Regions from separate parts of the Mus musculus genome. Here all the other regions are linked to region 2. A link is a loop called in an ENCODE intact Hi-C map of the cell type or tissue named here. Cell type or tissue: heart. All regions are shown on one strand.

The links. Peaks named below come from ENCODE experiments on the same cell type or tissue, not always from the same donor. Only the 100,000 strongest peaks of a DNase experiment are listed, where the experiment ranks them.
Region 1: it touches region 2 in a loop (2.3-fold over the local background); 9 of 42 quality-filtered maps call a loop at or near these places.
Region 3: a loop joins it to region 2, with 3.0 times the contacts of the local background. A loop is called at or near these places in 2 of 42 quality-filtered maps.

The regions. Positions count from the first base shown.
Region 1 is chr15:27,548,835-27,556,834 of GRCm38, forward strand. It overlaps Ank (progressive ankylosis), which reads left to right. Exons shown (of 12, transcript NM_020332.4): 3 at 4,855-4,973. Among named protein-coding and RNA genes, the nearest start is that of Mir7117, 19 kb to the right of the region's middle. In heart, no CTCF peak of the experiment used is centred here; DNase peaks (open chromatin) are centred at 2,757, 3,097 and 3,667; H3K27ac peaks cover 246 bases.
Region 2 is chr15:27,463,270-27,471,269 of GRCm38, forward strand. Ank (progressive ankylosis) reads left to right here and starts at 3,408. Exons shown (of 12, transcript NM_020332.4): 1 at 3,408-3,830. The coding sequence starts at 3,735. In heart, CTCF peaks have their summits at 2,327 (motif pointing left) and 3,210; DNase peaks (open chromatin) are centred at 3,262, 3,772 and 4,622; H3K4me3 peaks cover 2,540 bases; H3K27ac peaks cover 1,638 bases.
Region 3 is chr15:27,626,750-27,634,749 of GRCm38, forward strand. It overlaps Otulin (OTU deubiquitinase with linear linkage specificity), which reads right to left and starts at 3,944. Exons shown (of 7, transcript NM_001013792.2): 1 at 3,709-3,944. The coding sequence starts at 3,860. In heart, no CTCF peak of the experiment used is centred here; a DNase peak (open chromatin) is centred at 3,972; H3K4me3 peaks cover 2,347 bases; H3K27ac peaks cover 1,536 bases.

The DNA.
Region 1 (8,000 bases), 86 kb after region 2:
TTCCCGCTTACTCATGAATCACAGACTCACCCTAAGTTGCCATGCTGGGATCTACATGGAAAGCCACACCGGTCAGAGTGTTAAGAATAATCAGTTCCATTTATTATCTGAAAAGCCACCACAGGGAGGGGATGCCTCTCAGTTGGTGAACTGCCAAGCATGCCCAGAGCTCTGGATCTGATGTCCAGATGTGATGCTGCACACCTGTGATCCCCCTTGGGAGGTAGATGCAGAGGGGGCCAGAATATCAATTACATCCTCATGACAGAGTGAGTTTGAGGCCAGCCCGCACCTCCTGGGACTTTGTCTTAAACCAAAAAACTAAACAAGGCAGCAAACAAAAGCCACCGCAGAACTCTCCGTGATTTAGAAAGCAAATGTTTGTTTCTCTTGTTCTCCAGATCACTGGGCGGGTGATCCTTTTGGACTTTTCTGGACCCACACACACCCCTGTTGTCAGTTGAAATCAGGATGTGGGTGTGCTGGTGCTGAGGGAGCCCTCTGGGCGTGGCCGAGTGGCCTCTGCTGAGCTCTTATCCTCACTCTGTATCCTTCCTTGTCTGTCTGTCCAGCCGGTCGGTCGGTCGCTTTGCCCCATTGCCTGGCCTTTTTGAGATGGCTGTGGCTAGACTCCAGGTGGCAGGTGGAGGCACAAGTATCCTGAAGTCAAGAGTCAGAGGTATTACTCCACCACACTGTTTGCAGCCTACTGACTGGAACACATTGCTGGCCAGCCCAGGGCCGAGGGGTGGGCACATGAACTATTTAGTGTGTGGTAAAGGAAACTGAGAAATCAGAGTGTTGCTATAGAGACAGGAGGAACTCAAGACACGTATACAATCACTTCTTTTGGGCACAATGAGTCCATCCATGTGTTTAATCTGTAGTTATCACAACCTGGGTTATATCCTGTTCGCTCAGTTATACAACGTACCCTCTGGTGAGAAGCCGGCGGCCATAGTGACTTGTGAGTCCCACTTTGCCAAGTATACCAGTAAGTCTTGGGTGCCCATGTTATGATCTCATGTTTACTTGCTTATATTATTATGCATGGTTCCAGGATCTTTCTTCTCCAAGGTCTTGTTCATATGTTCGTTGTCCCCCCCCACCCCCCCACCCCCGTCGTCCCTGTGCTTTCCAGATAAACAACTCACAGTACAGAGCTTAGTAGTGGGATCTAATTATATGTCAGTGTCCCAGCCCTCATGCAGAAAGCTGTCCCCTGCACAGCTGGGTGACTGGCACGGTGCCTCATATGAATAAGTCATTCAACACGTATTTGTCGAAGAGATTTAAATGTGATTTATCAGCCAGTAAGTACACACTCTCTGGAAGCAATACATACATTAGAAACCCAGGATGAACTTGCACGCTCCTACAAAGGCCTCATAAGTAGGACTCAAAGGGTCAGTAAATAGTCCTAGAGAGGCTTTTACACACTGATACCTCAGGAACTTGAATTAGGTCAGGTGTTCTGAATTTAACATCTTGGAAATGTGCGGATTATAACTTACTCAAGTAGATGGGGCCTCAGTTGTCTTTTGTATACTGCCTTTCATTGAAGTGAGTATTTTATAGTTTGCAATAAGTACCAGTAACTATTAGCCCTGCTGGTTTGAGAACAACTGATTGCAAAATGGGCTGTCCTCCGTTGGCTGAGGTTATTGGATCTATAAGTTTTTAGGGCCTTCCTCCCTTTGTTTGATCTGGTTTAAAGCGTCCGACCAGGGCATAGGTCAAGCAAGTGTCCCGCTGCTGTTTGCAGTCATGAAGCCTGCTTGCATCTGTTCCAAAGCGTTGTTTAATTGTTACAGGGCACTCTCGGTAAGGCAATGGTTAGAAAACACTCTCGGTAAGGCAGTGGTTAGAAGCTGAAGCTCACTGAACATTGCCAAGGCAGCTAGAGCAGTCACCAGAGAGAGACTCTATATGCAAAGCATCTTACACAAATCACCACAGCCACCAGCTTCAGCTGGGTTGGAAATAGCTCAACAGCTGGCACGAGAGAGTGGAACAGGAGAAATGGGATGCAAACAGGTCTCGGGATTTTATACACACAATGTCTAGGGTGGAAACAGCTACTGAGGTACAATCAGATTCCTCTACCATAGAAAAGATAAATCTGGAAAAAAAAAAGAAAAGCTGTCTTTGGCCCCCAGGTTTTCTCTTCAGCAGCTGAAACAGGAAGGTTCTAAAGTAGAAGCTAGAAAACTAACCCTTGGACCCACGAATCCCAGATGCTCCTGAAGCCGGGCCCAGGGAGCTGGGCAGGCCCTGGAACTGGAAGAATAATGCGGTACCTACATTCCAGAGACAGAGCTGAGAGAAAGGCTTAAGAAGCCCACGGGCCTATGTCGTCATTCATCTTTCTGTTTACCCCAGGGACCCTACCAAAAAAGCTCCATCTTGTTGCTTTATCGAAAATACATGATTGCAAGTGTCTGGATGCTCACATCTGCCAATTTCCCTATGGCCAGGCAACAGGTGCAGATCACATGCCCTGCTGTGAGCCGCACACATCTACCACCCCAGAGTCTAAAACAAAAGCACCTTGCTCGGAACCAACCTGCAGTCATTTGTAGGGGCTGCTGTATCAAAATCCTACAGACCGTGCAGCTTAAAGGAGAGAAATGTACGGTCTGGCAGGTCTGTAGGCCACAAGTCTGCGATCAAAGTACAGACAGGCCTGTTTCCTTCTAAGCACGTTGAGGAACAGCTTGCCCTCTGCCAGCTCCTTGGTTCTGAGACTTTCCTGGCAGCCTTTGGTGTGGAGCTGTGTCATTGAGTCTCTGCCCTCAGAAGGACTTCCCACCCCCCTCCCCACCCCACCCACACCCCATACATAGCTGTCTTTGAATCCAATCTCTCCCTTTTACAAGGTCACTAGTCATATGGGGTTGGACACCCACCCACTCCTATATGACCTTATCATATATCTGCAATAAGTCTATAGCTACATAAGATCACAGTCTGAGGTCCAGGGGTTAGGATTTTGATGTTTGAGCTTCAGGGAGACATGGTTTGCTCATGTCACCACCGTTCTGGCCCACAGCCTTCCCCTCTCCCATGATCCTCAGTATCAGCTCGATAGTCAGGTCCTGTCAGCTGGCATGCTCCATGGACCGTAACCTTTACCAGGGATTTCCACTCGCAGCTATTCATAGCAGCCCCGTGCTCTTGCGTGGGCCATCGCTGCCTTTATTACAGGCGTTTCTGCCAGAGTAGGGGTCTCCTTGAAAGACCCTGCCCAAGTGAGCATCTGTCGATTGCATAGAAACACATACACAAGTAAATAGTGTCCGTGATTAAGAGACCATGGCTCTGCCCCCCAGCGTAGACTGTGTGTGAGATGCAGGACTCTTGCATCCAAGCTTTGAGTTTCCATCCGCTGAGCGCTGGTCTGAATGTGCGTCTTACCTCACTACAGACTCAGACTAAAGCTCTCATGCTGCCTTCCAGGGTCAGTTCAGGCCACCTGTCTGCTTCTCATCTCTGTCAGAGCTTCTGGTCCAAATGACAGCTGGGAGCACAGCTGCCTCCTTCACGCCCCTCGCTGTAGTCTCATCTCCTCATGCTCCTTGTCTGCTTCAGGATGTCCTCTCCCTGGGCTCCCTTTCTTGCACCTCAGTGGCCTTGACAGAGGTGCCACTCTCCCATCCTGACGCCTGTCTTCACCTCTGTAGCTGTCTCTTGATTCTCACCTCAACCCTGCCTTGCTCTCTGGACATGAGACCCCCCCCTGAACACAGCTCTTGTCCGGTATGACCTCTGCAGTTCCCAGTGACACGTCTCAGGTTCCTTCCTAAAGGCCACTTTCAAGGTTGCAGTATCACAAAAGCCTTGTGACTCAAGACTGATCCTGATGATGGAGCATTATCTCTGCTGACTAGTTTGTGGGGAGATAGGTTGCCCCTCAAATGCTGGCATGGGGGGTGGCTCTTCTTTTTCCCTTTAGCTCGCTTGTGTCAGATTCCTGTCTGGGTGTCACATGTTTACACATTCACAGCTGTAGAGCGTAACTTCCACGTGGTAGCATGTGGAAAGCCTTGCAGAGCTTGGATTCGCTTTGTCTTAGCCTGAGTCAGTGAGATCAAAGCTAGCACAGCCTGCCCTTTTGAGGAGTCAGGTCCTCAAGTCCTGCCTCTCTTTCTCTTGCTTGTTGGGTTTGTATACAACCCACACATGTGTGTGTTGGATGTTCTCTGCTTTCAGCCTCACACCATGACAAGTCTTGACACAGGACTCCTAGAATACCAACTGCATATCACTTTCTACTGCATAGGACAATTCTAGCATTGGTCACCCTCCTCCCAAGAAGTGGCACTGAGCACTGACTGGCAAGTGTCAAAAGCTCACTTGAAAACTTGTGAGGAAGACACACGCTAAATTCTATAAGTTTTCTTTTGGTAAATATCTAATAGTATTTAAGTATTTATTTTCAACTATTCCCATCCAGCATTCCGTCATAATATCCAAATACTATCACAGGTGCACAATAAAAAGTTGGGTAAATCAAGACTTAGCAGGTCCAGAGGAAAATCAGCTCACTAAACATCTTTCAGTGCGTAGGACAATATCATTCAGGGATATCTGAGGTTTATAGGGAGCATATAGTCTGACCTCCTCTGCGTGGTGAAACTCATATGCTTGCCTCACACACTAATAAAAGTACCGGGTCACTGTAAGCCACGCCCGCCCCCAGTAGATGAATGAGATTGAACATAATTCTCTTATAGCTTTTCTGACTTTTCTACAACAAGGCAGATAAGACATTTAAACTTACTTTAAGTTTTCTAGACAAAATTCATGTAAGCTTCCTTTTTCTAAATACCATGTTTGTTTTGGTCCCTGCAGCCTACAGTGACTTAGGGTACTACATCATCAACAAGCTGCATCATGTGGATGAGTCTGTGGGGAGCAAAACACGAAGGGCCTTCCTGTATCTCGCTGCCTTCCCTTTTATGGATGCCATGGTAAGTGGAGGAAACTGTGGGCTTTCCTTCTTAACGGCAAGTGCGTCTATCATAGAATTTGCTATTCTAAGTTTTTTGGTGTGTCTGGTTCAATAGTAGAAGAGCACTCATGTTTCTACGCAGTCAGTTTCCAGGGCCTCTCTGCATGTGACAGCCATTCCCGTTCCACGCCCTATCCCAGAAACTGCGTTCTACTTTCTGTTTCTGTGAAGGTGACTATGTTAAAGTACTGCACGGGGGACTCAGACATTGTTCGTTCTCTCCTGCCTGGCTGATTTCATTTTAGATATTGTCAGTGTTCTCTCTCTGTTACAGAATGTGCCAGGGTTTCATTCCTTTGTAAGGCAGAATAATGTTTCCTGGTGTAGATATAATACATTTTGCCTATCTACCCATTTGTAGTTTCCATTTTTGGCTACTGTGATTAAAATTATGAACACAAGTGTACAAATACCCTTTTGAGTCCGTACTTTAAATTCTTTGGGGATATATATATATATATATATATGTTAATTTTTAATTAATTTTAATTTTTTTCCTGAGGAACCATTAAGCTCATTCCCTCGGCAGTTTATCGGTTTTACCTACAGTGTAGGGGGGTTCCTTGGGCTTCTTAGCCAGTGTCTCTCATCAATTTATGATATATATATATATATTTGCCACACATTATAGCAGACAGCAAGAAAACACAATTGAACATTCTGATTCGGTTATCACGTGCTTTTTCATGGTTGATTTCAGTTCCAGGTGATGGGGGCTACACTTGCCACTTGTGTGGTGTGAACACATGGGTTTCACGGTGTGCTTCTCCTGGACATCCTGATGGGACATGTCATCACTAGGTTACCAGTCTTATCATAGAGACCAAGAACCTTAATGAATCCTGTGTCCATGGTAGTGAAGATGAGGCTTATTTCTATTCATTTTGGTGTAGCTATACAGAGACAATACAAAGTTAACAACATGTAGTGGCTAATAATAAAGTCTTCCATTGGATCCTTTGTTAATTACTGTTGGTGGGAGGCTTGGGCCACCAGTGGGCAGCGCAGCGGACAGTGAGAGGTTTCCTCTCGCTACTTTGGCCAGCTGTGTTGCCCCTGAGAGCTGATGGAGAGGTGAACCCGAGGGCAGGTCAGAGGCAAGGCAGCATATGGTCCTCACACTTGTGCACAGGAGCCTGGAGCTTCTCGAGTCAGGCCTCGATGCTGAACGGGTTAAGCTTGAGCTGGACAGACTGAGCCTGTGATGTCACTCTGTCCTTCCTGAAACCTGGCAGAGAGGATCTAAACAGAGAGTGGTAACTACCCAGTGAATTCTGAGAACGCATGACTTGTCGTAGAAGGCTGTCGCAGACTCTTAGATGCTTTGCCTTCTGGCCCCTGCCAGCTGTTTTATTTGCCACAACAGCATTTTTAAAGCTCAGCACAAGTTAAGCATCTCTCACTCCAAACCCCAGACCCAGATCTCAAAAATCCAAAAGTTCCCTGAGTGGTACCACATCTGGGAAATCATACACCCAATTTCATGTGTGAGAAACTGATTCATGCATAAAAATATTTTAAATACTATATAGAGAGACTTACTTCAGATTCTTTGTATAAGAACTACAAATTTTATGTTTAGACCTTGGTCCTGACCTCTAGTTATCTATCTACCTTATCCATCCATCTATCCATCCATCCATTCATCCATCCATCCTTCATCTATATCTATCTATCTATCTATCTATCTATCTATCTATCTATCTATCGGTCTGCAATCTATCTATCTATCTATCTATCTATCTATCTATCTGAGTTATCCTAGGCTTTGTTATCTACCGACCTACCTACCTACCTACCTACCTACCTACCTACCTACCAATCCATCCATCCATCCATCCATCCATCTACCAATCTATTGATATCTATATCTAGCTGAATTCTTCTAGACCTATCTAACTGTCTGTCTGTCTATCTATCTACTACCTATCCACTACCTATATGTCTAGCTATCCTTAGATATAGATTTGTAATAATGAGCCTTTATAAGAACCTCTCTCCCTCATTCACCTAGACACACATCTGTACATGTGCACATGCACGTGTATATACCTGCAGCACTATCCTAATAACACAGTTGGGGAGATATTTGCTAGAAGTCATGCAGCTTTCCACCCAGATGGCATTAAGACAACAAGACAACCTATAAAATGCTATTACAAATGTTAGCTACATTTAAAAAGCAAAGCAAAACAAAACCATTTGACAGGTTGGGACCTCGGAGCTGGAGAAGGGAGTAAAGGCAGCCGCTGCTACACAAATTCTCAACCTAGGCATGGAGATTTGTCCATCCTGTTCTGCTCAGGCGCCATCACATGTCTCTGTGTTCTAGTTTGCTTTCTGTTGCTGTGATGGAGATCATGGACAGAAGCCGCTTGGGGAGGAAAGGGTTAATTTCATCTCACAACTCCAGATTGTAGTCCATCACTGAGCAAGCCAAGGCAGGAGCTGGAGGCAGGAACCAAGCAGACTATGAAGGCACACTAGTTATTGACCTACTTCCTGTGACTTGTTCAGCCCACTTTCTTATACAACCTAGGCCAACCTGTCTAGGAGTGGAACTGTATAATGAGCCAAACCGTTCTGTATCAGTCATCAATCAAACATTCTCCCGCCCCCACCCCCACAGGCTTGCCTACAGCATATTCTAATAGAGCTATTTCCTCATTTGAGACTCTCTCTTGTAAGATGAACCTTAGCTTGTGTCAAGGTGACAGAAATCTAACCGGCAGTCTGTCGGTCTACTTGGCCATTGAGGTAAGACGTAAAGTTCTTACACAGATGCTGTTGTAAGCGAGCATCACCCTCCCCACCTGCTGCTGGCTGAGCTGCGGGTTGCCTGTTTTAGGACCTTCTGCCTAGCCTCCTTCAGGCACACAAAACCAGCTCAGATCCAGGAGACCACATTCTTTCAGAGCCCTGATCTGCTCTTGACCCAATGACGTCAGTCTCTCAGAACCACCTTGGAACCTTAGCTCTAATCTAG
Region 2 (8,000 bases):
AGGCCAGCCTGGTCTACAAAGTGAGCTCCAGGACAGCCAGCGCTATACAGAGAAACCCTGTCTCGAAAAAACAAACAAACAAAAAAAATTTTTTTTCTCTTTATAGATTTATACATACTCATTTTGTTAAAGATGGGTGAATGGAGTTGAGAAACAATTCTTCCTCATATTCATAATCATGGAAATGCAGCTACTGTTAACCACTGAGCATATATTCTCTTTCAGGATCTTTTTCTCTATATGCTACATGACTAGTATCTGTAAACCTTGTAACGATAGTGGGGCAAAAGCAATCAAATCTAAGACTTTATAAATAGAAAATAAAGCTGTACCTTTCCGAAGATATCTTCTAGATCTAACTAACGTAATGGACGCTGGGATACTTCAGTTTCTGCATAATTCAGAGAACTTCTTACCTACCACAATCACTTATATTTAGGGCTTTCCTGTCATATTGTTGACGACATGAAAACTATGTTTACAAGAAGGGAGAGGCGGGGCTTCCTTTTTAAATCTCTTATCCGATTGTGATGTTTGTTTGTTTGTTTGTTTGTTTGTTTCGAGACAGGGTTTCTCTGTGTAGCCCTGGCTGCCCTGGAACTCACTCTGTAGACCAGGCTGGCCTCGAACTCAGAAATTCACCTGTCTCTGCCTCCCAAGTGCTGGAATTAAAGGCGTGCGCCTCCACCACGCCCGGCGTGATTTTATTTTAAAATATTTTCTTTTTAATTAAAGGGGATGGTGTGCGTGCGCATGAGTGGTTGTGTTGGGGTAGGAGCCCTGTGCGCATGAGTGCAGGGGCCTGAAGAGGGCGCTGGATCCTGGGGAAGTGGAAGATGCAGGCAGGCGAGCCATCAGGCTTAGTTGCTGGGAACCAAAATGGAGTCCTCTTCTAGAGAGTCAGTCCTGCTGGGCCATTTCTCAACCCCGAACTGTAGTTCTTTAGTGAAAAACAAAACAAAACAAAGAACAATTAAACGTCCCATTGCCTTTTTAAGTTTCTCTGGTGTTGCTTGAACTTATACCCACTTAAAAGTCTAAAAAGGTATTCTTGTCCTTAATCAAAGATGCCACCAACTCACTTGTTAAGGATAGATTTTAAAAGTACTCAAGGATAATGGCCTTTGGCTGATTTTTCTCACCATCCCCTTCAGACCGAAAGGGTGCGTGTGGCCGCAGTAGCAGCTGAGATGCAGCAGCCTCTTCCGGAGACCAGTGAGAGCAAACAGGTCTTCAGGAGCATTGATCCAGGGCTTCATCAATTCACATAGCAGGCAAGGGTCAGCACGACTAGATCACTTTAATTGAAACGAGCTTATGAAAACATAGACTAACAGAATGGGTAAATCACCAGACCACATTTGCTTTAGAACAGAAGTCTTCTCCGTGAATTCCTTTAAATAACCCATTCCTTTTTTTTTTTTTCTTTTTTTTGTATGGTTAGCTTAATAACTGACTACACAGAAACATGCCTTTCAGGAATTGCTCCTGGGGAGAGCCCTGTACACAAGAACTTCCTGTTTTGCTGGAAAAAAATCTCTTTTAAGGGTAACTGTTTGACATATCAAATGCAATGAACAATTACCAAAGTTTTGTTTTAATTATATGGGTGATGTAATTTGGGGTTACACGGAACTGCGGGTAAATTGGTTTCCTAGTTTTTAGGGGCTTCAACCAGAGTGTGTAAAACTGAAGGGGATAAAAGGCATCAAATATGGAAATATTTAATACTTGCGATGCAGTCGGAAAAATCTGCACCAGAAAGTTAATGTCTCAAGCTCTTATTTATTTACTTATTTATGTATTTAATAAAGGCAAGGTCTCCCTACAAAATCCTAGCAGGCTTGGAACTCATTATGTAGCCAAGATTGGCCTGGAACTTACAGCAATCCTCCTGCCTCTGATTACCTTCAAATATAGTATTAATATGAGCCTTACAGAGATAAAGGGAATGGGTTCATTTCTTAGGACAAAATACTTGAATGTTTTAAGTAATACACAAGTTTAACTCATTATGTTTATTTTAAAAGATGTGTCAAGGCTATACAGAGAAACCCTGTCTCGAAAAACCAAAAAAAAAAAAAAAAAAAAAAGATGCATAGGAAGATACAAGTTGAACAAACCATCTATCTCAACTGCTACAGAATGAAAAGCTAAGGCCCCTTGTTCAGAAATTCATCATTTCAAGAGGGCAAGACCAGGGTTTGAAGAAAACGATGTTTCAGCAGTTAGGAGCACCGACTGCTGCTCTTCCAGAGTCCCGGGTTCCATTCCAGCACTCATATGGTAGCTCACAATGTTCTGGAATCCAGGAGAAGCTCCAATGCCCTCTTCTGGGCTCTGTGGGTGCTGGACAAGCATGTCATGCACAGACAGACATGCAGACAAAAAAAAATATCTGCCCATAGACATAAAATAATAAAATAAATATTAATGAAAAGTATTAAGGCAAAAACAGAGAGCCAAAGCAGGCACAGGACCCTCTACGAGCTAAGCTTTTTTGTGTGACTGTACTCGTCTCTTGGAGGCCAGCCCCGCCCTGCTGTGAATGCTTCAGTCACTGGCTTGGACCCTTTTTTCATACACTATACTGGGACACCGGCTGATGCTGGCTTTGTCAAGCTTTTCAGTTTTAGGTAAAAGTCTCAGCTCAGCAACTGATTTATCATGAAATCACTGGGGACATATTATAACACAGCCGAGCAGATTTTCTTTCCTTTTTTTTTTTTTTAAGCATATTTACCGGTCGACTTTTAAATAAGTAAACGGTTGCACATTACTAGCAAAAGCTGGAGACCGGTATGGAGCATCCCAGAACCCTAGTCCAGGACGGACAGTCAGTCCCTGCCACCCGGTGTATTTTTCCCCAGGGTCTGCAGATCTCTGTCACGAGAGATGCGAGATGCTCGTTTTGGTAAACCATCCTTCTCTCCCACTAATGCAGCCGTATCCCCATCACCCTAAAGCAGCTCCCAGTCCGCCTCAAGGCCGCCCGGACGCCGAGGCCTTTCCAGCTCGGTTGTCCCCGAAGCTCTACTCCTGGTTCCCAACTCTGGAGACGGCGCTCACACGGCCTTGCCGGACGCTCCGGGGACAGCATGGGGCTGTCGGTGTCGGGTCACCCGGAGTCCCCGCCCGCTCGCCCGCCCCGCCTGACTCCCCGCTCCGCGCGCTCGGCTCAGGCGGCGCCCCGGTCCCCCGCGGGCGCGGACGGCAGTGGCCTGTGCGAGCGCAGCGCCCCCCGCGGCCGAGCCGTGCGCAGCGGAGCGGGGAGGCGGCGCCGGGCCGGCCCCCTCCCGGGTCGCCAGCGGTGTCGCGCCTCCGCCCGCCCCTGATTTCCTCCGCGCGGCGCGGCGGCGGCGGCGGAGGCGCCTCGTGCGCGCGGTTATTTATTTATTTCCGGGCCCAGAGCGCTTATAATGGAGCCGCTGTCAGCAGAAGCCTCTGCTGCCGCCGCCGCCGCCGCCGCCGCTGCCGCCGCTGCCGTCCCTGTCCCTCCTCTCTTTCTCCCCGGCAGATCTTTGTTGTGTGGGAGGGCAGCGGGGATGGACTTGAGCTCGCGGCTCTCCTGCTAGAGCAGCAGCGCTTGGAGAGGACGCCGCCGCCGCCGCGAGCAGCCGCCGCCCCAGGCCCCGCCGGCCGCGGCCTCCGTCCCCGCGCTGCGCTCCGCGCGCCTCCCAGCACAGTGCCCTCGCGGCGGCAGATGAGTGTGGGGTCAGCCCACGGCGGGGACTATGGTGAAATTCCCGGCGCTCACGCACTACTGGCCCCTGATCCGGTTCCTGGTGCCCCTCGGCATCACCAACATAGCCATCGACTTCGGGGAGCAGGTAAGCCCGGCCGCGCCCGGTGCGCCTCGCTCGCCCAGCCTCGGCCTTGGATGCCGGGCGCCGGGGGGATGCGGGAGGAGAGGAGTCACCTGCTCCGAACCCCCTTTACCCTGGACCATTTGACGTGGCTTTGCGGCTTGTCGAGGGTGACTTTTGCAGCGCCCCATCCCCTCCCTCCGCAGATATTGGAGACTTTTCCAGCGTTCTTTGGAAAATAGCAAGCGACGGGATGATGGGGAACTTCACCTATAGAAAGGGGTTTAGTGCTCGGGATGAGTATTATGTAATTTGTGATTATGTAAACCTCGGGCCCAGAACTGCATGTAGTTTCTAGTAGCATTTAGTGCTGGCTTTTTACTTGCACAGGGTTTGGTGATGGTAGTGATGGTGGGAGAATTTGCCTTACAATGTCTCCAAGTTGATTTCCCACGTACTTCCAAATTTACATCTTTGCATGTAGCCTAGGTAAGGATTAGGGGTGTCCAGGAGGTACCTTGCCTAGAGGATCACTGATTATATCTACTTTAGGATATCTGTTCTCTCTCTCTCTCTCTCTCTCTCTCTCTCTCTCTCTCTCTCTCTCTGTGTGTGTGTGTGTGTGTGTGTGTGTGTTCTCTCTCCTCTCTTCCTTCCACCCCTTTGGACGAGAGCACATTTCTGGTGCTGCCTTCTCATTCTTTTTTCACGCTATCTCCATGTGGCGTCATTACCAATCTGGTGCTGCAGGCTCTCCCGTGGCGGTGAGGCACTGGTACCCTTTTGCAGGGCTTCCTGGCAGTTGCAGTTACAGCCTAAGGTCCGGGAGAGGGTTTGGGGGTGGGAGCTGGACCTTTTCAAAAGTGTAAGATAGACCTACTTTTGCAAATGTACTATTTTTTCCTTTCAAAGCAGTGGGATAAACCCTCTTTTGTTCATTAAGGGGCTCTGGATGGAGGCGGGAGTGAGGAGTTTCTGACAGTCACTGGGTAGGCAGGTATAGCCCACCTCTGTGTAGGGAAGGATAATTCATACAGGCAGGTGAAGAGTCGATACAGGAGCACAGGAAAACGAGGTATCTGCTTCACATGCGTTGGAGATGATTAAGACATAGAAAATTATTAAAACGTCTCACCAGCTTTTAAGCCTCGGACTTGTCAAGAACAAGAAGACTAGGAATGTCACTTAAGTGTTTCTTGGGTAGGTAGGTTTTGTTTGTGATTATAAACACAAGTTTGCGTTTACACTGAGCCTGTGGCAGAACTTTGAGAGTGGAAATTTAGATTCCCCTGAAAAGTTTGGACACTGCACATGGGTGATGATCACAAAAAGAAATCACACAGCAAGTCTCAGAGCATGTGTGTTATGAGGTGCCCATTAAGAGACCTATAAGTCTATTCTAGTTCCCTAATTCTCTCCATAAACATTATGGACTTCTCTATCATTTTATAGCTGGTTGGGGAGGCGATACAATGGAGTATTCTGGCAATTACAAAACCTGTTTTTCGGCCAGGTGTGGATTTAATCCCAGCACTAGGGAAGCAGAGGCGGGTGAGTCGTGAGTTCAAGGCCAGCCTGGTCTACAGAAAGGGTTCCAGGTCAGCCAGGGCTACACAGTGTGACTCTGTCTCAAAAGCAAACAAACAAAATAAATAAACTTAACACATTTTAAGAATATCTATTTTCACTTTTCACAGAAACTGTTTTTTATTATATATATATACATATATATATACATATATATATATATATATATCCTCTCTTCCCCCATTGTTAGTGGTTGGTAGTCTAAAACATTAATCACTTACATCCGTTGATTACCAAGTACCTGGTTAAAACACCATGTTATATTTATTCATTTTGTATTTGAGGGATGAATGAGAGGTCTAGGCATGGTGAATCTCATGCCCAAGAACTACATAGATAGTAAATGGCAGACCTGAATTTGAGGTCTACACCCACCTTGGCCTTGCAGGTTCTGATAGCAGCCTTCGCCAGTGCAGCCTCTTCAGGGATATTTTCCCAGGCTTCTTTGAAGATTAGAAATAAGTTCTAGCTTTCCAGACCTCACCCGAGGCTCAGATTTAATCTTTGCTGCCATGTTTTGGACCTTTACATTTTTTTTATTACATTTATTTATTTAGTGAGAAAGACATACCACACACACACACACACACACACACACACACATTTATCAGCTGCACCATCTGGCCAGCTCCATACTGTGAACTTGACAGTCCCAATAGATAAAGGAAAATTGTGAAAGAATGCTCTCTCAGGAAAGGGGAACTGTAACCCAGAAGTTCATGTTAGAAGAGATGAATCATTCAGATAATTCGGTAGAAACAATATTTAATTTTAGTAAGGTTGGCTTAGGCTTTGGTTGAGGAGAAAGCAGAAGGAACAGCCAATGCCTTTTTAATAAAGTTATTGAAGTTATGTAGCCTTTACTATATAACAACATGAATTGCTAAGTAAAGAAGGAAAATGCTTGGGTATAGTTTATTTTAGAACTTTATTTATTTGTAGGTGTGTGTAGGTGTGTGTGTGTGTGTGTGTGTGTGTGTGTGTGTAGGTGTGTGTGTGTGTGATCTCTTCTCCCCTTCCCCCTCTGGATAGGTGAGCAAGAACTTTACCCACTGAGCTAGCTGCATTAGCCCTCCCCACACCCACACCAGCATATTGTAAACAGCATGTTTCTTTTACACTATCTAAATGCCTATTTGATCTCTAGGTACAGAGAGTCCCTGATTTTCTAGAAGCCAGGATCACCAAGTATCTTTATCAGGGTTTCTATTGCTGTGGTGAAACACTGTGATCAAGAGCAAGTTAGGAAGAAAGGGGTTTATTTATTTGTCTTATACTTCCACATTGTAGTCCATCATTGAAGGAACTCAGGGCAGGAACTCACACTGGGCAGGAACCTGAAGTCAGGAGCTGATGGAGAGGCCAGGAGAGGTGCTGCTTACTGGCTTGCCCCTCATGGCTCACTCAGGTTGCTTTCTTTTTTTTTTTTTTTTTTTTTTTTTAGGGTTTTTTTTTTTTAATTAGGTATTTTCTTCATTTACATTTCCAATGCTATCCCAAAAGTACCCCCATACTCTCCCCCCTCCCCCCACTCCCACTTCTTGGCCCTGGCGTTCCGCTGTACTGAGGCATATAAAGTTTGCAAGACTGATGGGCCTCTCTTTCCAATGATGGCCGACTAGGCCATCTTCTGATACATATGCAGCTAGAAACACGAGCTGGGGGGGGGGGTGATACTGGTTAGTTCATATTGTTGTTCCACCTATAGGGTTGCAGACCCCTTTAGCTCTTTGGGTACTTTCTCTAGCTCCTCCATTGGGGGCCCTGTGATCCATCCAGTAGCTGACTGTGAGCATCCACTTCTGTGTTTGCTAGGCCCCGGCATAGCCTCACAAGAGAGTTGCTTTCTTGTAATGGAACCCTGTACTACAGCACAGAGGTGGCCCCGCCCACAGTGAGCTGGGCCCTCCCACATCAATCAATCATTAAGAAAATGCCTTGCAGGCTTTCCTGCAGCCTGATCTTAGGGAGGCATTTTCTTCATTGAGGTTTCCTCCTCTCAGATGACTATAGCTTGTGTCGAATTGACATAAAAACCAGCCAGCACATCAAGTTATATAGAATAAATGACTATTATGAAAGGTACTTAATACCACTTAAAACGTTAAGGGCAACTTGAGTAAAGCCTTGCAGCATTCTCAAGCCAAAATGTATTCTACTTAATGCCAGATTGTCCCTCCCTTCCCCCACCAAAGTCAGGAGTGTACTGTGTAGCCCAGCCTTGGCCTCAACTCTTTATCCTCCTGCCTCAGTCTCCTAAACTCTGAGACTATAGGTATGCACTACTATGCCAAGCAGATATTCCAAATGGCTCTAAAAGAGTCACTGAGTTTGGTAGAGTTTGCCATCTGACATGGGTTCTAGGAACTGTACTCTGGTCCTCTGGATGAGCAGTATGCATGCTATCCTGCTGATCCATGTCCCCAGCCCTTCCTAATGTAAAAAACCTAGAGTTATGGTTCTGAGTTAAGGATGTCCTATGTCCTGAGTTATCGGTGTCCTAAACAGAGGAGGGGAGAATGAAAGGGCCAGGAAAAAGAGTTAGTAAGGTGTGGTTGTTTGAATGAAAATGGTTCATAGGACTGGCACCATTAGGAGGTGTGGCCT
Region 3 (8,000 bases), 160 kb after region 2:
TTTTAAAGGTAAGAGTGTGTGTGTGTGTGTGTGTGTGTGTGTGTATGTGTGTGTGTCTGTGTGTTGTGGGAGGGAGATTGAGCTAGGCCAGCCTTGAACTCCTGATCCTTCTCCAACTCTGCCTTTGGAGTGCTGGCATTACAGGAAAGAAGTACTAAATCCAGCTAAGACTTGTTTGCAAATGCTTACTAGTGCAAACAAAATTATACTATTTCCAAGAAAACTGTAAAATTAAAGGCAGAGGTCAGTGAAACAGATTTCTATGAAGCCATATTTTCAATTTCTGATTCAAGACATGAAATGAAAACAACCAATTCTAACGTCTATGCACAGCTTACAAACACTACTGTTTTCTTGTTATTAAAAAGCAGCATTTATTTTGGTATTTACTACTTTATGTGCATGACTGCTTCCCTGAATGCATATCTGTATGCCATTCGTGTGCCTAGATCCTGAGGCCAGAAGAGGGGGCGGGATCCTCTGGTACTGGAGTTACGGGTGGTAACTGTAAGTGCTGAGTGAGAGCCTAAACCAGGTCCTACACAAGGGCGGCAAGGACTCTTAACCACTAGCCATTTTTCCAGCCCTCTCTGCAGTATTGGTAAGGTGGAGTCAACCAATGTGACACCACACATCTTCCTACCCAGACCCAGAAACGTAAAGACCACTAGGCCTAGCCTTTGTCTAGTCTGGTGACTGCAGAGAGGATAAACAACAGAACACATACAGGAAAGTACCAGCACCTAGGCCAAAATTCCACCCACTTCTGCAAGTGGACTTTCCATGTCAGCTCATCCTGCTCCATGTGACTTCCAGAAGCGCATAAGGACAACACAGCTGCCTGCAACAAGGAGGTCTGGAAACATCCTGGGTGACTCCTCAAGCGGGGTCTTCCTTGCGTGAGGAAAGGAGAGGGAGTCCACTACATCCCCACAGCTACACGCCTTCTTACCCCACTCTGGAAGCTAGGCTGGGCAAGGACAGAAAACAGCATAAACGAGGGTTGACAATCCCTGCAAACAGCCTAACACATAGAGGAGTGTGCTCGCAGACCCTTGAAGAATACCTTAGCTTAGAAACACAAGTTTGCACTCAATTTCATCGGGCTTCCCAGACGACTGGTATGCCTCCATACAAGAGCATACCCAGCATCAATCTCAGAGTAAACCCCAGTCCCATCCTCAAGTAGACTGAGAAGGCGCACGGGGTAGTCTGTGACTTCCCTAACCACTTCCGGTTTGGTCACGCCCTTGAGGAGGATAGCGTGGTATGACTGTCTAAGGGTTCCCCACATGAAAGGATGAAGGGAAGGGAAGATGGAGCAAAGGAGGCCTGTGATGTGAGCAGCCGGGGAACCTGCACAAGGTCAGTTACTCTGGTCTAATGTCAGGCCTCTTCAAATGGGACTCCCAGCTTTACAGTGACCATCCCTTGGGGCTTGTGCAGGAGGCAGTGTATACATGTGGTTTGGGTGTCCCTCTTCCCCAGTCCTTTCCCCTGTGAAATGCGGTGAGCTTATTAAAAAGAAATCAGAACAGCTGAGCTACTAGAGCCAAACCCCAAGTTCATAATTCACCTGTAGGCTGCCTAGGACTTACACTCATAACCAATCTCCCTCAAATGTAGTAAAAATAACGCTATAGCATATCTCAAATCATATCCAATCTCACCATGGTCCCTATTTTAAGGTAAAAATATTTTCAATAACTCTGAGTGGAGAGGTCTGACCCCTGAGCCTAACACAGATTTAAACGCACATTCTTAACAGCATTAAATTTATAGCCAAACTATTAAGCGGCTTATATCACATACGCACATATTACACTGTCAACTATTTACTGTTTCTCTGATACGGGACCCTAGAAAAGCCCCACAGAGAGAAAGAGCCCAATCCACTACTCATGTAAGGCTGAGTCAGAAAGGCAAAATGGTCTAGCAGTGTGGTGTATTAACCAGTAATACTTGTGAGTTACACTATACACTAGCCTCATTTCCACACCTGAAGAGTCAAGAGAAAATGGGTCAATTAAAGCCAACACAGGCAGTAAGGAAAAAAAGAAACAGCTAATAACATTCAAATTACAAACATAGGCGTGGTTATAAGCCATGCCTCTCTGTCCAGTGTTGCTGAGGAGGTCAAGAAGAAGGGGGTAAGGGGTAGGGAGTTGGGGGGGGGGGGGGAGGTGTCAAGAACCATGGTCTTAAAATCTCCTACCTGTTTCTCCCTGCCTAACAACACAATCCGCACCTGTTTCCTCAAGAGTGAGATGACAAACCCAGGTTTCAGCTTTAAGACTAACAGCAGTGTGAAGACTCCTTCCCTTTGAGGTCCGTTCCCCAAGGTGTTCGTGAGAACCACCACACCAGAAAACCTTCCAAACAACTGTGTGTACGTTGGAGAATGTGGTTCTGGCCTCAAAGGCTCAGGTATCTTTCAAGGCATGTGAAACTGCTAGGGTAAGACTGAGGTGCAGGGCTTAAAAGGCTGGGCATCCAGGAAAGGAATGGACTAGGAAAGCAGGCTGAAAGGCAGAGCCGTCAGGAAGCAGAGGAAGAGCAGAGGAAAGAGACATCTCTAACCTAGACAGTTTCAACCTGGCAACCACAGACTAGACCAACTCAAACATGGCCCTGTAATATAAAGGAGCTCAATAGAAAGAAAAATAAGTGTCCCTACTTAAGAATCAGGACATTTCATTTAAAAAAACCAGGCTATCTAGATTCATTGACTACAGCAACTATGGCTGAAGCTTAGATAATGCTGACCCAAATAAAGAGCTAAAAGCTCCCCAAGTCCCAAAGCTAACAGACAATGTCACTAACGCTAATTGGCAGCCTAGCTCTTAGAGAAGGTTAAGGCTTCCCACTCTATACCTTTCCTGTTACCACTAGCTCATTACAGGAATAATTACCATCACACTCGGGCGCTCAATAAACGAAAGCGGTCAAAGCCCACCGCAAAGCACCTCACAACTGAGCTGCTATTATATCCCGTCTTCCTTAACAAGGCTTCAAAAGACCCCTTCTTAGGAAATTGAAAGAGCTCTAAAGGTCCATCTAGACACACCTTATGCTTTAACTTTTGGATCATAAGAAAACTGACTGTCGGAGCTTTTGATTTTCTAAGTCCAAAGACATCTAGAACTGTGCCACGAACTCAGTAGACACCTCCAAACCCTGCACAGTGAAATCGCTTCTAACTTACTGTTTTTCTTCACAGTCAATAAGGAACTGCTCTAAAACTGTGTGCCTGTGTGTGTGTGTGTGTGTGTGTGTGTGTGTAAAAGCAAAGAGTGGTAGGAATACCTAGCCAGGGTCTGACGGGGTAAAACGGAGAGGGCCAGCCTGTGGCCAAAGTCTGTCCAACAGGTGGGAAACTCTTCAAGTGGTGACATCGCAGGACAATTCTGTGGCTGTTACTGGGGCGAACTCACTTCCTCCGAGCTAGGTTAGGGGAAAAGAGCTACAGGGAGTCAGTGGATCATTAAAGGGGCCTCTCTGGATTTCTTTCCCAAATTCCTAGCGCTTTCCCTAACTTCAGGATTGGACAGTTGTCAAAGCGGGAGTGTGGCGGCCTGGGTGACCGAGCTGTGACAGGGTCCACACTCCCGACTCTCTACTGCTCGGTCTGGGTAGCCGACCTGAAACCGAGGGAACCCACGCAGCCCCGCGCCCGCGCCCGCTCCCACGCCCGCCCCGCTCACTCACTGCTCGGCCGGGCATCGCGTCGCGGCCCGGGGCTGCGCGCCGGCCGTCACCTTCCCGCCGTCCCGCGCCGCGGCCCCGGCCTCGCGCGCCGGCGTCTCGGCGCAGCTTGCACCGGGCCACGCTCCGGGCTGGGGCATGGTTCCCCGACTCATCCGCGGCCACGCCGGGCCCTGCCGTCCCGCCGTCCGGAGCCGTGGCTGCGCTGCCCCGCACCCCGCGAGGTCCGCAGAGCGCTTCCGTAAGCGTCACTGTGGCCCGCCCCGCGACCTTTGACCTGCAGCAAGGGGGCGTGGCGAGAGGCTAGGGGACCTGGAACGGGCGGGGCTGGGAATGGAGGGAGGACGCCTGCGCAGAGCGGATTTGAGCCGCGGAGCCTGGAGCGGCCCGCGCCGTGTGCCCACTGCGCATGTCCGGGCTCAGTAGGTGGTGTTGGGGGATGTTGGAGGCTGGGCAGGACACGCGGCTGGGCGGTGTGGAGTTGAGAGAGTTAGGATGCCGGGTAGTACTTACCTCGGTACAGAACTTCATCCTTGGTCCCCTAAAAGTTCTGCTGGCACCGTTCCTCAGTGCCAGCGCGGCCTCTGGAGCCCACGTGGCCTTGACCTCGGCTGTGGGGTCGTAGTTGAGCAAGCACAACATTCTGTGCCATCTTGAATTAGATTGCTTCATGTGATCGATTTAAGAGTAAGAGTAAAGGGCTGACATTAACAGATTTCCAAGGTATGACCGTGGAGGCGCAGAAGCCGGGGAGAGTGGGTGAGTTAGTAGGCATGGCTCCAGCCTTGAGGCAGAACCCGAGTATGGAGCAATAGCGAGGCAGGGACATTTCGGAAGCCTGCAGATAGGTTCAGGGGCAGAACCGAAAAGTAAGATTGGAAGTCAGATCATAAAAAGCCAAGTTTAGATTGATAAGCTTGAGCTTCGTCTTTTCCGTGTTCTCTCTATAAGGCCATTTATGAAAGATCATTTTTGCCTGCAGTTAAATATTAAAGCATAGGACTAAACTGATGTTCAGAGGTGAGGGGAGCACACTAGTGTTAAACATCCCCAAGGCTGATTGGGTGATTAAAACGTCCTTGATTATGGAGAGCTAGAATATTACCGATTAGGAGTAAGCTGCACAGTCTTGGGCGATCTTCAGTTCTCCTTAATAGCCATTTATTGCCAACCTCATTATAGCTTTTAGGTAAATCATTGGGATCTACAGACTTACGGCCAGAATAACATCAGATCACATAACAAACATTTAACAAACATTTCTACCATCTACCTGATGCGTTTTAGAAAGACCTTTGACTTAATGTTTGATTTGTTCTGTTACTATTTAAAAAAACAAACAAACAAACAAAAAAGCAAGGAAGCCATTAGGCTGGAGCATATGGAGACTATTTGGAATAAGTCAAATCTGTGTTCCTGGACCATTGTGCCTCATATTTCCTTGGCTCCAGACTAAACTATCTTACTTTCTTTCAGGGGAGGGCTATGTTCTTTGTAAAGAACCTGTAAAGATAAACTCGGGGAGGTGGGAACATAAGAGGATAAACTATAGAAAGAACATTTGTGCTGGGTGAGATGGTGCACGCCTTTAATCCCACCACTTGGGAGGCAGAGGCAGGCGAATTTCTGAGTTCGAGGCCAGCATGGTCTACAAAGTGAGTTTCAGGACAGCCAGGGCTACACAGAGAAACCCTGCCTCAAAAAAACAAAACAAAACAAAACAAAACAAAAACAAAAACAAGAGAAAGAAAGAAAGAAAGAAAGAAAGAAAGAAAGAAAGAAAGAACGTTTGTCTTGAGACAAATAACTCTGAGGTGTTCTTTTCCTTTTTTTTTTTTTTCTTTAAAAAGTAAGAAACACACCTGCTGAAAATTCAAAGCATAAAATGGTAAGCAAACTGGTTGAGGAACTTAAGGAGGAAGGATTGTAGTAGGTCATCACCCAGTTCACGTCCATCTGGAACATCCCAATCTGACTTCGGGGGGCCGGGGGATGGGGGAAGAATCTCTGTCTATGAGATTAGTAAGGTGATGTCATGTTGGATTGGGGTGTCCTGTAAAGCTATTGATTGGTGTTTTGAGAGGAGAGACTGACCACACAGACAGATAAACAGCAGAGGGAATAAAGCCATGTGGGGAAGAAGACAGAGATTGAAGGAACGCAGCTAAAACCTAAGGAATGATGGAACTTACCAGAAGCTAAGATAAAGCAAACAAAGGCTATCCAAAGACTCTTTGGCTAAAGCTTAACCCTGCCAGCAATCTCACAGCACACTTTCAGCTTCCAAAACTTTAACTTTCTGTTGTTTGCCCTCTGATTTGTTGTTTTTTGTTACAATAGTCTGAGGAAATTAATACAAGGCTCAAGATGAAGATATCTAAAATTTTACCACACTAAATATGTTTGCAACGAGTCTAACAGGTAAAGAGCCTGAATTCAAAATAAGAATTCAGAAATAAGCTTTATTGCCCAGATGGAACTACGTTAGCTCTTGGGCTCTGAGTTGTAATTTAGCCCTTAGCAGTTTCCACATTCACATTTCACACCCACAGAATCTCATATGTATCCATCACATTTGGTGATAATAGGCAGGAAGGAGTGAAATGGGAAGAAAGTGAAGGATGTCTTTAAATTCAGCACTCCATAACTTCAGGGGGCTAAAATCCTAGAAAACCAACAGGCACCCAAGTCAAGGAGTTTCCAGAAAACTCGAAGAATGAATTTAAGGGTGGAGATTAGAAAGGAGTGAGGGGTGTGTGTGTGTGTGTGTGTGTGTGTGTGTGTGTGTGTGTGTGTAGCAGGAGAATCCTAAGAAAGGTTGTGACCAAGGCCTTTCTTAGTAAGGCTTTACTAGGGTGAAGCATGAGAAGGTCAGCTGATCAGGGCAGTTGGCCTACCCATGGCTTGTTTGTGTGCTTCTCCATCTGGTGGGTGGCCTGGAGCTTTGGACACACCTTCAGGACAAATAGTCTCCCTCCCAGGATCTTACTCCTTGGGTGGTTATGCCTCTTAGTTGTATTCACCATTGTTGGGGGGTGGGGTGGGGGTGGGGGAGGGGCAGGGAAAGAAAAGAAACAAACTTGGAGGGAGAGGCTTATTTTGGACCAAAATTCTTGGGTTACAGCCCATCATTGCAGGGTGGTCTAGGCAGCAGGAACCTGAAGCACGTAGTCTCTTCCACAGTTAAGAGTAGAGAAAGAATAAATGTGGACTTATCTTGGGAGGCAGAGGCAGGTGGACTTCTGAGTTCGAGGCCAGCCTGGTCTACAGAGTGAGTTCCAGGACAGCCAGAGCTATACAAAGAAACCCTGTCTCAAAAAACAAAACAAAACAAAACAAAACAAAACAAAAAAAAAATACCCAAATGTGGACTTACCTGTGCTCAGGTTACTATATCATGATTCATATAATCCAGATTCCAAAGTTAAGCAGTGGTGTTGCCCACATTTAGGGTTCTCTTTCCCCACAACTTAGCATAATTAAGACTATTTTCCCGTACTTCCTTATAGACCAGCCTGATCTAGACAGCTCCCCACTGAGACTCTCTTACCAGGTGATACTAGATCATATCGACTTGACAAAGTGAACTACCATATTATATACAAGGAGAAAAAAAGGATTAAGAAACCAGAACGTGAGCCAAGACACATGAATGGTTTGGGGCATGTCTGGCCTCCAGCCAGGACAGAACTCCTGTTAACAGTGCCAGCTTCAGACCAAAAGTGAACTGCTTACCAAGGTCAGGAAACTGAGTTGTCCTTTTCCAGGACCCCTCCCTATACTGCCTGACCAGATTCCTTCCCCTGCCCTTGCTGGTAGCAGCCACTCTGGATCTATTGGTAATGCTTCAATGTCATAGGTATGGAGTAGTATCTCCCAAATTCAGTGAAGTTTTAGGGGGAAGGGAGCCCAAATGTGGATGTCAGGATGTAACGTCTAAGATGAAAGAGAAGTAGTTACATCTGGTCCTTCCTACAGAAAGTAGGGCAGGCTTTGTGCCCAGTGGGAGAAGAGAGGACTCTTCAGCAGGTCCAGGCTAGTAAGCAAGTCCCTGTGCCACCTGAGTCATATGATCTAGCAAATCCAGTTGTGCCTGACATGGTACAGGCAGATTTAGATTCTGTTTGGTCTTTGGCAGGCACATAGAAGTGAATCACAATACAGACTCGGCCTTTGGAATAAAGCCCCTGCATTCTCTGTGGGAAAGTACTCTGGTCTTAGTTCAGTGCTGAATGTTGGCCAGCATTGAACAGTCGGACATAGATACCACTCACATTGCCAGTAAATAGTGTTGA